2 separate regions of the Homo sapiens genome follow, and region 2 is linked to region 1. A link is a contact called in ENCODE POLR2A ChIA-PET data. All regions are on one chromosome and are shown on one strand. The core of a region is the stretch at or near the end of the contact, and the rest is flanking DNA. Distances in the headings are between cores, read along the strand shown.

What was found. ChIA-PET counts read pairs that join two places held with the same protein, here RNA polymerase II (POLR2A).
Region 2: POLR2A ChIA-PET joins it to region 1 with 10 read pairs in BJ. The contact joins two enhancer-like sites. POLR2A ChIA-PET finds 5 or more read pairs at or near these places in 2 of 52 experiments (BJ and activated T-cell).

What each region holds. Positions count from the first base shown.
Region 1 is chr15:38,840,309-38,847,666 of GRCh38, reverse strand. No RefSeq gene overlaps it. Among named protein-coding and RNA genes, the nearest start is that of LINC02694, 150 kb to the right of the region's middle. Within about 2 kb of position 3,271, at least 2 of the 41 ENCODE cell types and tissues checked have a DNase peak (open chromatin) inside an H3K27ac peak, as active enhancers do.
Region 2 is chr15:39,283,871-39,291,411 of GRCh38, reverse strand. The region is part of intron 1 of LOC105370777 (a long non-coding RNA gene); the gene reads left to right. Among named protein-coding and RNA genes, the nearest start is that of LINC02915, 37 kb to the right of the region's middle. Within about 2 kb of position 3,896, at least 4 of the 41 ENCODE cell types and tissues checked have a DNase peak (open chromatin) inside an H3K27ac peak, as active enhancers do.

The sequences.
Region 1 (7,358 bases), core at 2,022-4,521:
GCTATATAGATATCTCACAATGGAATGGACTTGGGGTTTGGACAACTAGTAAGGTAAAAAAGAATATCATAAATAAATCAATTAAAAATAAAATAAATTCATAGCAAGAAAAAGCAGACAAATCCATATGCAAAAGTAGCCGCCCAAAAGAATACCCTCCAATATGCACTATTTGCAGTTTGACTCACCAAATGATTATTACTTAATATTCAAAATAATATAGTGGAATCTAAATCTGTCCTTTGAGCAATCTTTGAGCAATTGCAACCTGCCTTATTGAGGTCTGGGGAAGGCCCTCTCCCAAAGAGAGCCATTGAGGTGGAAATCACCCTTACAGGCAATCCTATCTGACCCACAGTCTTTGATCATCACAGAGGGGGCTCCTCTTTTCCAGGGCAGATAGCTGCATGATAATGCTCATAGTATTTTGCTGTGATTCCCAGACCCCAAGTTTGATTTGGCCTAGTAAGAATAAAGCTGCCGCCGGGTACAGTGGCTCACGCCTGTAATCCCAGCACTTTGGGAGGCCGAGGTGGGCGGATCACGAGGTCAGGAGATCAAGACCATCCTGGCTAACACAGAGAAACCCCGTCTCTATTAAAAAATACAAAAAATTAGCCAGGCGTAGTGGTGGGCGCCTGTAGTCCCAGCTACTCAGGAGGCTGAGGCAGGAGAATGGTGTGAACCCAGTAGGCGGAGCTTGCAGTGAGCCAAGGTCGCGCCACTGCACTCCAGCCTGGGCAATAAGAGTGAGTCTCCGTCTCAAAAAAAAAAAAAAAAAAAAAAAAAAAAATCTGCCACCAGTATACACTGAATCCTTCTTGAAAACCTGGGACAATTATATAAGTCAGCTTGGAAATCCAGTACTTTGTACTCTTACACACACTGACGATGGCTTTTTCTTGCTTTTTTCCACCCCTAATTTTAATTGTTTATTGATTCCAATAATTATTTTCTAGGCAACATTTCACTTTCTAAATGGCTGGCTACAGGAAGGTCTTTTGCTGTTGAAATGTTTGGAACAAGAGACTGGTTCTTTGAGGTAATTGTGTATGCATATTTTATGAAAGCTGTTATCAGCTACTCATCCACGACTGTGAAACAGTCTTCCTTCTTTTTATAGAGCTGAAAAAAGATGAGAATAGATGGTTTTCTGTTGCAGCTAGGGTGAGTGTTCATGGAATTCACTTCTTCCACCCCCTGCTGATGCACTTAGTGTTTATCTTCTGTCACATACAGGACCCAAAACAGAACTTTTGTTCACAAGGAGCACGGGTAGAATTAGATGGTGAAAACACTTTTCAACTCTTTCAAAGCTATAACTTTAATAATATTGTAAATAGGCTGGGCACGATGGCTCACACCTGTAATCCCAGCACTTTGGGAAGCCAAGGTGGGAGGATTGCTTCAGCCCAGGAATATTGAGGCCAGGCTGGGCAACATGGCGAGACCCTGTCTCTACAAAAGATGAAAAATTAGCCAGGGGTGGTGGCATGTGCCTGTACTCCCAGCCACTCAGGATGCCAAGGTGGGAGAATCGCCTAAGCCTTGGAGGTTAAGGCTTCAGTGAGCCATGATTGCTTCACTGCATTCCAGCCTGAGTAACAGCGCAAGACCCTGCCTCAAAAAAACAAAAAAACAAAAAAACAAAAAAAAAAGAAAGAAAGAAAGAAAAAGAAAGAAAAGAAAAGAAAAAAAAAGACACTGATTCCTAGGTAAATTATGGAATTTATCTCAAATTAAACTTTGGTTCAGTTCAAGTCCAAATAGAATTGTTTTGCCTCCTTCCCACTAATACAATTTGAGACCCTGAAATACTCAAAGGATTGCCTTTGATGGCATCCTGAGATTTTATCTGGGGCAAAATGGTAATTTTTTCTGTTTAAGGTTGCTGATTTTGTGAAGCTTTTTAAACTGCATTTTGTTTCCCATTCGTTTTCAATTTACTTTCAGTACACTTTGGTATCTGTGGAGGTCCTAATACCTTTTGAGTGGGCATGTAATTATAGTGTAGTAGAAGGCAATAGTGGGTCACAGCTGACAGAGCAGGCTCCTGCCAAAACTAATTTTCATTGATAGGATTCCTACAACTGAATCAAACATAGGAAGCCCATATCAATCAGAGTGAACTACTGTAGAGTTCTACCCAAACCATTTTAGCTTCTCTGGGCTCCATTTTTTTTGCAGAATAGAGACATTGGCTGAGATTATCTCCTTCCTGCTGCCTCCCAGAAGGTTAATGCCAGGAGGTCCAGGATACATCTCATGATTTAATTATCAGATCCCCTTTCTTTAGAATTTCCTCTTGAGCTGCCCAAGTCTTATTATTGATTTTTGGGAGTACCTGGGACTACAGGCTTATGCCATCATGCCTGGCTAATTTTTAAATTTTTTGTAGAGATAGGGTCTCACCATGCTGCCCAGGCTGGTCTCAAACTCCTGGGCTCAAGCAGCCCTCCTACCTCAGCTTCCCAAAGTGCTGGGGTTACAGGCATGAGCCACCACGCCAGGCCTATTTTTCTGTATAAACTGAGTATGTATTTAAGATTTTTATGCATATTTTGAAAGTTTTACATTGCTGGTCAAAGTTAAAAAAGTATTCTTTTGTAGGCTGATAGTTTACTTAAAACATATTTGAGAAAGCTTTTGGTTTCTATTTCCAGTTGCTCAAACCATGTTTCGGAATTTCTAAATCATGTACATTTGCTTTTGTTCTTTTTGTTCTCACCCCTTATCAGGCAGCAGTGTTTAATAATCCATAGGCTATAGACCTCTGCAGGACTCTCTGGAATCTTAGCCACTTTGGATTTCCTTATAGCAGTGACATCATTTCTATTGCTAATTCTATGCCAATGCCCCTTTGGGGAATGCATTTATTCCTAAAATACACTGTCATAAAATTAAATGACTATATCAATTGCCAACAATATATTTTATACAAATGACATTTTGTTCCCAAAAATAAATCACTATGGGAAAGATACCTCACAAATCATGTTTTGTGAGGCTCTAAGTTTCAATTCTAACAACATCCTCACCCCTCCCCATTTACAGTAATCTGCCTTAGAGATTCGTAGCTTATCCAATTAATAAGCTTTCTCATCAAAATCTGGCATTTAACTGACATGAGCTTTCTTTACCAATTTTATCCTGTGTCTGTGTGTATACTCTGTTTGGAGGAATGTGCATTTGAATGGAGGCTGAGGCAGAGATGGAGGGGGAAGGATGTGCAGGATTATCAGTGGCATGCCTTGTGTGTGAGTGAGCCTGGATGTGCCTGCAATGGAATTTCCTCTGGTCGTTAATCATGAACATATTTATTACTTGAACCTTGTTTTTCCCCTGATGTGTGTGTTAAATCATATATTTTCCATCCTAACATAAGTAATTAAGTTTTGAGTTATTTATATATCCCTATTTTACTTCCTCATTGCAAAGGGTAAGTGAAACAGAATGAACTCACAAGTTAACACAATTGTATTAAGGCAATGCACTCAGTGGCAAAACTAAAAACTGAAACGGAAAAGCTTGCTTTCAGTGTCTCCTTCTTAGATTATTTAAAACGTAGAAAAAATCAAGCAATATACACCAATATAAGAGCCAATTCCATAAAGTATTAGTGACAATAAATCTCCTACAGACAGAAACTTTGTAAGAGGTTCAAAATAGACACAGTAAGAGTAAGTATGACTGGGCATAATGGCTCACACCTGTAATCCCAACGCTTTGGGAAGCCAAGGCGAGCAGATCACGAGGTCAGGATATCGAAACCATCCCGGCCAACGTGGTGAAACCCTATCTCTACTACAAATACAAAAATTAGCTGGGTGTGGTGGCATGTGCCTATAATCCCAGCTACTCAGGAGGCTGAGGCAGGAGAATCTCTTGAACCCGGGAGGCAGAGATTGCAGTGAGCTGAGATCATGCCACTATACTCCAGCCTGGAGACAGAGAGAGACTCCATCTCAAAAAAAAAAAAAAAAAAAAAAAAAAGATTAAGTGCATGTCCCAAATCAATCCATGACACAAAACAATGCATCCCACTACCATCCTTTTCCAAACACAAGACTATTTCTGTATTTTTTGGTTACATTGCTTCTATGCTAACATGAATTAAAAAGAGCTTGGTTTTGTTCTGCCTCACAAATTGTAATGCTGTTTGCATTTCTCACTGTGCTACAATGAAACTTTATTGCCACCCGCTAATCCCTGGAATCTCTGTATCCAGAGTGTAGAAGTAATGAAGATACAAATAACCAAACCACTAAAACCCTAGACGGCAACTCAAGAATTTGGCAGTGTTTCATTTTTAATTGCAATTATTATTTTGTTTCTTGAATCTTTATTGTGGTTCCATCGCTTTAGAGACACCCAGCTACCCTCTACAACAGTTTTCCAATGTGAAACTAATCTAGCCACTGCCAGATGGTATGGCTTATGCTTTTTTCCCTCCTGGAGAGAAGAATTTGAGATTATATGCTATTGGAAAAACATGATTGTTGTTATTCCAAAATGTGCAAGTCATGGTGTATATTCCTCCAGAAATGTTTGTACCAGTCCATGGCTTCAACCCAGAATCCCTCCTACCAGCCTGAAAGACCAAGTTGGAAAGTTATTTAGGACTTTAGAGACATATGCTCAACTTTGCATCTCATTCTCAACTTGACCTGTGGTCAGTTTTGAAATTTAACCTACTTTTTAAACATTTAGTTTAGGGACTAAGACAAAAAAGCTCAATAGGGTTAGGTAAAGTGCTTAAATAATGGGGATGATTTTTCTTGATGAGGGAAGCTATCTTCAAGGCTGCAAAGAGGGTTAGGACAAGGATGGTAGCCACAAGTTGTGTATTTTATTTGAGCATGAGCCAAAATAAACTTATTAACTGTTAGCTGAAAGCAGGCTAGAAATAAGACATTTCTTACTTTATATTTTTAAGCTTTTAATTGTATTAAAAATAAATTTCTCTTTCAATATTAAAAAAGAATAGATAGAACTAAATAGAAAATAAACAGCTATGTCAACTTAAGACAAATTAAAGGACTTTTCAAAGTTCTCTTTGTGCAGTCCTAAGAATGCTCAGTCTATTACTAGTGCAAAGAATTTCAGAAACAAGTCACCATCATGAGCTGACAGGAAAATAAATTCAGGCTCATTCTTGAAATCCAGGATTACAAGGCACTTCACTCTCAGATTGGGCCCCCCAGTTTCCATCACACCACAGCTGGGTGGCAAAAGGTCAACATACAGCCATTTTTAGGACTAAAAGATACTGAGCCCTTGAAAATTGCAGACTATTTACTGTTGTCCCACAGTAATTGTGGAAGAGTCTTGGAAGCTCTTCTGAGAAATCCAGTGTAGTAAGAATGGAGAGAGAAAACGACAATATGAATAAAGGAAATCTAAGAGGGTTACAGGAACTAAAGAAATGACAGGAGTTCCTCCTCCCTTGCAGCAGGGGCTACAAATAGCCAGCTTCTATGGTACTCATTGACAAGACCTCAGACTTTTGAACGATCATTCAGCAGCTTTGTTCTGTTCAACAGACACTGATAAATGTTCCATGCACTGCACTAGGTTCTGGGGATACAATAATGCAATACATACAGAATCTCTCCTGACATGACTTAAGCTCTGAAGGAGGCCACAGATGGGTAAACCAGTAATTTCAATAAATCATTCTTCCCCTTCTCTCTTCACCTGGATGAGTGCAGCTCAGCCCTCCAGGGGAGCTTATATGACTCCTCCATGGTAGAAAGCCTCCTCAACTTACCCAGCTGGCTCGGTGTTCACGGTTGTGTTTCACAACGCTTTTCACATTTGTCATTTAGGAACATGTTTGTGTAGGCCGGGCGTGGTGGCTCACACCTGTAATCCTAGCACTTTGGGAGGCCAAGGTGGGCTCATCACGAGGTCAGGAGATCGAGACCATCCTGGCTAACAAGGTGAAACCCCCATCTCTGGTAAAAATACAAAAAGAAAAAATAGCCAGGTGTGGTGGTGGGCACCTGTAGTCCCAGCTACTTGGGAGGCTGAGGCAGGAGAATGGCATGAACCCAAGAGGCGGAGCTTGCAGTGAGCCGAGATCATGCCACTGCACTCCAGCCTGGGTGACAGAGTGAGACTCCATCTCAAAAAAAAAAAGTTTTTGTGTAAATATTTTCTAGAATACATTTTCTGTATAAAGGAAACTATCTGGTTTTGCCAATGCAGTCTTCCAAGCACAGAAGACAATACGTAGCACGCAGGAGGTATTCAAAGTAAACTTGAAGAATCAATCAATGAGAGGTGTTAAAAGCAATGATGAAAGTATACATGGGACACAGTATGAGCACAGAGAAAGGGTACTTTCCTGTGTCCTAAAAAAGGTAACCCATCTGGATTGTGAAGGATCTGTCTATGTTACCCAGGCAAGAAAGGAGGAGACTAGCATACCCAACTGTGAAAGCGACATGTTAAATCTCTGAAGAATGAAATGGCTTGTACCATGTGAGCCATTACAAACAATGCAGCACTACTGGGACAAAAATTAGGCGGGAAGGAGTAGTATAGCATGAAGCTCAAGAATACAGAATAAGAGAAGCAGCCAAGATGGCCAAATAGGAAAAGCTCCGGTCTACAGCCCCCAGCGTGAGCAACGCAGAAGACGGGTGATTTCTGCAGTTCCATATGAGGTACCGGGTTCATGTCACTAGGAAGTGCCTGACAATGGGCGCAGGACAGTGGGTGCAGTGCACCGTGTGCGAGTCGAAGCAGGGCGGGGCATTGCCTCACTCAAGAAGCACACGGGGTCAGGGAGTTCCCTTTCCTAGTCAAAGAAAGGGGTGACAGATGGCACCTGGAAAATCGGGTCACTCCCGCCCTAAAACTGCACTTTTCCGACAGGCTTAAAAAACAGCGCACCAGGGGATTATATCCCGCACGTGGCTCGGAGGGTCCTACGCCCATGGAATCTCGCTGATTGCTAGAACAGCAGTCTGAGATCAAACTGCAAGGTGGCAGTGAGACTGGGGGAGGGGCGCCCGCCATTGCCCAGGCTTGCTTAGGTAAACAAAGCAGCCAGGAAGCTCGAACTGGGTGGAGCCCACCACAGCTCAAGGAGGCCTGCCTGCCTCTGTAGGTTCCACCTCGAGAGGCAGGGCACAGACAAACAAAAAGACAGCAGTAACCTCTGCAGACGTAAAGGTCCCTGTCTGACAGCTTTGAAGACAGCAGTGGTTCTCCCAGCACGCAGCTGGAGATCTGAGAACGGGCAGACTGCTTCCTCAAGTAGGTCCCTGACCCCTGACCCCCGAGCAGCCTAACTGGGAGGCAACCCCCAGTAGGGGCAGACTGACACCTCACACGGCCGGGTACTCCTC
Region 2 (7,541 bases), core at 2,647-5,146, 440 kb before region 1:
GAGGTTAAGTACCTGCCCCAGATCATATGGCTTTCAAAGAACTCCGATCTCTGGGGATATTTCCTAATACTTCCCTAAGTAGATGAGTAGTTGGGAGCTGAGAGCCTCTGCTTCACCCCCTTGGCCATGTGAAGCTAATCTAAGACTGGTGCCATTCCTGACCACTAGCTGCAGAAATGCTTTAAGGGTTGCATGCACTGGTAGACTAAAAGCACAGGGAAGGAAAATGGATTAAATATCCATTTCATTCCAGGACAGTTATATGTGTCTAGTTACAGAAAATGCCCTGGAGCCGCCAAGGGTTAGTTTTTATTCCTCATCTCCTTGGGGAGGATAAACTAGAAATTTTTTGAAAAAAATACTGTCGACATTGTTAAATTCTAAACCTCCCTCTGCTCATACCAGCAACTTTCCAATAGCTAAATATGAGCAATTTAGGCATAGGTTCATAAGACAAAGTGAATCCACTAATATACAGTTGTCCATTTTCCCAGCTGTTAAGGTGCAGATTTCCAGGAACTAAATTAAAATTGAAGATTGCCAGAAACTATTTCCAACCAACTGTGTCTTGGTGCTTGAGTTTAGCGAGGATGTGGCTGAAGAACTGTAAGAATATTTGTTATCCTAGTAGAGGAATGCCTCTTTAGAGACATAGATGAAATACTTTATTGCTTTTAATTACCTTACTTTTTATTATTTTAATAACATTTTATTCAATAAAAAATGGAGTTATTTTAGACCTACACAAAATGATCTGGCTTTTATAACACATAAAAGCCTAAGAAAGAGAATGAAAGTTACTTGTAATTCCACCATTCAAGGGTAACTACTGGTAGAATTCTCTGGTATATCCATCTAGTTATTAGTAAGTGAATGTGTGTGTGTGTGTGTGTGTGTATGTGTGTGAGTTTGTGAAATCAAGACCATACTATTTTTAAAAATGCCTGTTTTCACTCAGCCATATATTATGAACTATGAGCCATATATTTTGATTTTTCCTACATCACTGTTATTCTATGGCATTATTTTAAGTGGTTTCATAAATTTACTCAATTTATAAATGGTTTTACATTTTTTTGAAATATAAACAACATGCTATTAATATCTACATATATAGATATAAAAGAAAATGTATCTGATTAATTTTCTTGGAGGAGCTTCTGATTAAAGTACATTTTAAAGGCTTTAGATCCATATTCTCCCCTCCTAGAAGGTAGGAACCATTTTCACTTTTTACCCATAGCAAATTAAAGCCCCATTTCCTTGCATCCCGATCAGAACTTCTTGTTTCAGTCATTGCTAATTTGGTAAGCCAAACATGGTATTTCATTATTTAAATTTATCTATTATTAGGAAGGATAATAATTCATTTGTTATTCAGTCATTTCTTCATGAGTTGTCTGTTTATTATACTGAGCATATTTTTTGTCTTTATTTTTGTCGTGTCTGTTGCTGACTTCTAAGAGCTGTATAATTAAAGAACTTAACTCTCTTTCCATCATTAGTTTCTTTTTCATTATTCTTTTTGTGAATGCATGTGAAATTTTGTGAATGCATGTGAAAATTGTTTTAAATTTTATTGATGGCACTTCTAACTTTCAGAAGTTATGCTTTTTAGGTAGTCAGATTTAATAATTTTTATAAGTTAATTTTGTCTTTAAATGGTTGCTTACTCAGAATATCCTTCCTCCAAGATCATAAAAGTGTTCATAATATTTTCTACCAGTTTTAAAAAATGTGCTATTGTTATATTTAGTTCTTGAGTATGTCTGGAATTTGATTTGGTGTACATTATGAGGGAGGAAGTTAACATTCTCCCTTGTATTTAGCCTATCACCTAAATAATATACTAGTCTTCAAATGATTTTACATAAACCTATCACAAACCATATTTTACATGCACTTGCATTAGTTTAGAACTTTATATTTTGTTCTATTGATCTGTTTATTCTTAGACTTCTACTACAGTATTTCAATTGTTGTTGTTTTATAATATGGCTTAATGACTTTAATGAATTCCCTCTGCTTGTTATTACTTTTATCACTCTTATTATTTAAAACTTTTTTCTTGGATACTTTTATAGTTCATTCTCGCAGGAAAATTTCAGAATATTTTGTTAAACATTTTTGAAAAAATATCTCATTGGTATATTATAACTGCATTTAATATATTACATGAATCTTGGGTAATCTGAGTTCTTTTCAGTATTTAGTCTTCTTATTCAGATGTACTTTTTACTTGTGAAGTAGCTTTATTCTCTGCAGACATTTTCTGAGGTTATAATCGTTATGTCTTTTTTATTAAATTTTTTTATTTCCATAGGTTATTGGGGAACAGGTAGTGTTTGGTTACATGAGTAAGTTCCTTAGTGGTGATCTGTGAGATTTCGGTGCATATCACCTGAGCAGTATACACTGCACCCAAATTGTAGTCTTTTATACCTCACCCTCTTCCCACCCTTTCCCTCGAGTCCCTAAAGCCATTGTTTCATTCTTATGCCTTTGCATCCTCATAGCTTAGCTCCCACTTATGAGTAAGAAGATACGGTGTTTGGTTTTCCATTCCTGAATTACTTCGCTTAGATGCTCTCCAATTCCATCCAGGTTGCTGTGAATGCCATTAATTCGTTCCTCTTTATGGCTGAGTAGTATTCCCTTGTGTGTGTGTGTGTGTGTGTGTGTGTATTTATATATATATGTGTATATATATGTATATATGTGTATATAGATGTATATATATGTGTATATCTGTATACGTGTATACACATATGTATATCACAGTTTCTTTATCCACTCATTGATTGATGGGCATTTGGGTTGGTTCCACATTTTTTGCATTTGCGAATTGTGCTGCTATAAACATGCATGTGCAACTAATTCTCCACAGGGTGAAGATGTAAAATGTTCTATATTTATCAATGACTTTTTTACTATAGTAAATATATTTGTTGCTCTTACTGCCAATTAATCATGGACTCATCATCCAGTAAGATAAATGTTTAAAGGGTGCTTGGGAGTGGGGGTTGCATAAAGCATTAATAAAAGAAGTAATCTGTGGCTTCACTGATCTATGTTGATCTTCACTTTAGTTTTACTATGGCTATTATATACATGGATTTATACATAATATACTATGAGTATTTTCTAAATTAATTTCTGCCACAATAATTTTTATCTTGTGGTAAACTACTGTTTAGAAAATAGGTATTAATTTCTCCTGTTACTTGGTGGAAATTATAAATACAAGATTTCTCCCTTTAATCCATCCCTTTGCCATCTGAAACCTCACATTTCTGTAGCCCCTTGTTTTCTTCTTTCCTGGCACTGAATTGCCCTCTAAAGGGATATTCAGAACATAATGTTGTGTGCCCTGTACTGTCCATAAGTCATTCTCTCCTGAATGATTTGCTTGGATGAAAGGTGCAACTGTTATGTTACCACCTGGCTTCTTAAAGGGGAAGGGACCTTTATCCTTTCAATAATTGCAAATACTTCTAACAAAATAAACAGGTAACAAAGTGAAACTTGCTTTTCATGTATTCTCTAGGATTTCAGAAAAATATAACATTAACAAAGTTTAGAGGGTAACAGATTTCTCCCTGAACAAGAATCTGTTAAAAGTAGTACTGCATTTTCATGTCTCTCTAGCAGTGTCCCGACAGATGTTTAAGCCTGTGAAGGAGGGTGGAAATGGCAGAGAAGCCACAGGAAGTATAGTGAGTCATGCCACTCCAATTGTGAGCCCTCCATAGAATCCTAAATAAATATAGTTCGGATACTTTGCACACTAATCACCTTTAGTAGTGATATGACTCTTGGATATTTTTAGAACCCTTTTTCTAGGGCATGTTGCACCTGGGCACAGTAGAGCCAGCATTACCTGGCTATATGCCTTGTCCTGTTCGGAAGACAGCCTGTGCGGGCGGCTAACAAAAGAACCTATGTCTCTTGGCCTTTTCCATGGGTCCTTGCCCAGGGCTACCTGTTACTGGTATTTGAGTAATTTTGAACAGTGCACGATATCAGGACTTTTCCTGAATGGTCTCAAAAATTGACTTATTGCCTGCCTTTCTCAGTTATTCTGGAAAATTGGGATGGATGGGAAGATTTGGAAAATACAGTCCTTGTTTTCTGCCTAGAAATAGTCCTAAAACTGTCTTACTGTTATCAAATTAGCCACCCGGTCACTTTTATCTAGAGGACAGGATCACTGAAGGTGAAGAGTTGAGCTAAAACTGTATAAAAGTTGCTGGTATTTTTTCCATAGTGCTACAGTGATTATGAGAAAAATCATGTATTTTATCTTTAGGGGAGCCCACGTGAATTTGAGCATCTCAGATTTGATTTTCTGCTCTGATACTGTATTCTAGAGTCATTCCTTGCCCTTAAGAAGATGATTTCAAGGCCAGCAACCACACAGATAAGAATAACCAGTCTCATGAATCAATTCCATTAAAGTGTTTGTTTACATTCTTTGCTTCTAGAAATACAAACCAATTAGTTGTTTGAGAAAAGTTCTGAGAAAAACGAGAATCATGGGGACATGAGGGGAGAAGGATGTGGTGACAGATTGGTCTCTGCTCCTTTTTCTACTCTGTTTGGCATAGACTATACTTTTTGAAGTTCATGATATGATAAATCACTTAAATGTTTTTTGTGTGTTTATCCTCTGCACAGTGTTTCTGCTAGTTGGATTGGAGTCTGCTTTTGTGAAGAGCTGATTGTGGGGTAAGAGTCTGCTCAACATTTGTAGGATAAGTTCACTGGAGGAGATGCAGGGTGGAGGACACTTTTCTCCATCATAGCCAGGGAACCAGAATCGAATGAACACTTTTAGCTCACTGTCCTTCTGGGCTAGTGTCTTATCTTTGCCTTTTTGAGGTGTATAGAAGAATCATTGTTTGATTTTCTGAGCTATGACCAGCTCTCAAAAACAGGGATTTATATTTTTGGTCTCTGCAATGTCCTCATTACAGCATGAAAAAAGAAAAGGTCAGGAGACATGGAAAATGTGTTTCTCTGGGAAATTCTGGATATGAAATGAGAAGTCCTAGATCAGGAGTTTTTAAATCTTCTTGAACAAAACATAACTTAGATATCAGAGGCAAAATAATATGGTTCAAGCCCAGTCCTACTTCCATCTGTCCTGTGTATGTGGAGCATTCAGAAACTTTATGAATTTCTGCTGGAGAAAAGAAATCATAGATATGAAATTAACAATGGTAAAAAGGATAGATATGTGCAAAATAGACAAAAAAATGTTACAGAACATGCAGAAGCAGGATCCATTCATTCTAATTGTAGGGAGTAAGGAAGCACTCTAGAGAGGAGGTGGTATTTCAGTAAGATTCAAAATATTTCAACAGGTTGAGAATTTGAGGAGGGGAAGTATTTCAAATGGAGGCAATGCTTAAGCCCAAAAGCATGAAAGACCTTATTGCTGAGAATATTCACTTCCCAGAGGCATTAAATACAAGTGGAATAAGTCCAGAGTTTCTTTCTCAGACCTGACCTAACAGCAAAATATGTGATCTGCATCAAGTCAGTTTCCTCTGTGCAAAATCAGATGCAGATTGCTGTCTCAGGATGACACCTCAAAGTCCTCAGACATCACAAGACATATGCAGTGACCAAAAATGAACAGAGCCCTGGGAGGGAGAAAAGGCTTCTGTCAGATTTTGTCCTATTATATAGATAGATTTTTCAGATTACTTAGAATCTTGGAGTTACTTTTTTTTTTTATTCTGAGTATCATTTGTAGAGCTTGAAAACGTTTCTTAGAACCTATTCCGTATGGAAAGAAGCATCCTTTTGTGATTATTAGTGATCCTGATTAGTGATTATTGACTACTACTCTGAATTTTCAACAGTGGGTATACTAAACTTTCAGTACTTGTTAACATTTCAGTTAAAGCAGGCTAGGCAGAGACCTAGAGAGGACAGAGTTGCTCTGGAGTATAGATGGCTTTTTAAAAGCATCTCTTGCTTTATGCTTCCATAACAGAAAAACCAGGAGACAGTTTTTACCAGAAAATGAGATATCCGCCTTATGGTATCCAGATGTCATTCTTATTTTACGTGAAGTATGTGAGCAAGATTTTTGTTTCCCTCTGTTTTGTGTGTGTGTATATTCATCATCTGGCTGTTATCTTTGTAGAGGCACAGTCTCCTTAAAGGTTTTCCAAAAATAACACAAGAATCAAGGGAAGAGGAGGAGGATTAGAAAAGTTTTCTGGGTTAACCACTCAGCTATATCAACACTTGAATACTACATTCTGGATCAGGGAGAAATACTGAAAGCGTAAGCAAAGAAGCAAAATGGCACATGGAAAATGTGTGCCCACACACTTGTGAATGCAAAGAAGTGACTACCTGCCACAGGTGATAGTCAGTGGAGGAAAAAGTCCAGCTGAAAAGCCAGTAAAAATGCCTATCTATCTACCTGTTTGGATTCCTTTCTTCACTAGAGATGAGTGGCTCCAACGAAATCCTAGGGTTCTCATGCAGTAAGGGATCTTTGGGTTAACTAAGTTCCCATATCAAGTAATGACTAGTTCTGAAAGAGTTGAATACACCAAGTACATTTGTCACAATAACAAAAGTTGTTCCTCTTTTATCTTTATTTGGTGATTCAAAAGCAATTTAGTTGGATGATATTTTGTATTGCCATGGAGTCATCATTAGGAATATTAAGACAGTTTTTAAAAATGAATGCAAATTTTTATGCAAAGGAGGTTTAGTTTTATTGCCATAAAATGTCAGAACAACTTGAATTTGGTAAATGCCTGCTTTTTATAAAATTTAAATTTTACCAGTCCATCACTGCTTAGTGTCTTAGGGAAGAAGACGTATTATCTCACCAACTCAGGGGTGAAAATATTTAAAATGTCTCTTCAATTGGTGTGCAACAAAGCTAAATAAAAAGAAGGGAAGATTTGGGTTGTTTACATCTTGATTCAGAGAACTAACCACAAAAATGCATTGGCTTTGACAAAATCTGGCATTAAATTTGTGCATCCCCTTATAGAGTACAAAATGCTGTCATTCATGTTTATGATTTTGTATATCAACTGTCTGTGCTGCATTTCATATATATATAAGTCTTGAGGAGATTAATGATGGAGCCAAAACTAAGCAGCTATTAAATGGCCGTGATGTGACTTGAAACAGTTACTCTCACTGTAGGTACCATACTTTTTCTGCTAAACCTGATGCTTTAACTTCAAGTTTTCAGCAGAGATTTGCAAATTTTAAGAGGTTATCATCATGGCATCATCATATCTCATCATCAAGCTTAGCTTACACATGGGGCAGAGGTTGTGATGATGAGGGAGTAATCATTCCATGCCACCTCCTTTCTTCTTCATTTGAGTTAAATTTATCTAGTTATTATTGGTAAAGAAGAAGAAAAATATACCTCTTGTATTCTTTCTCTCTCTCTCTCAAAGAATCTTCTTTCTTTGGTTATTTACATTATCCTTTATATCTTCCCCACTTTATCAACTCTCCCCCAAATATCTAACCACAGAAATGCCATAGCA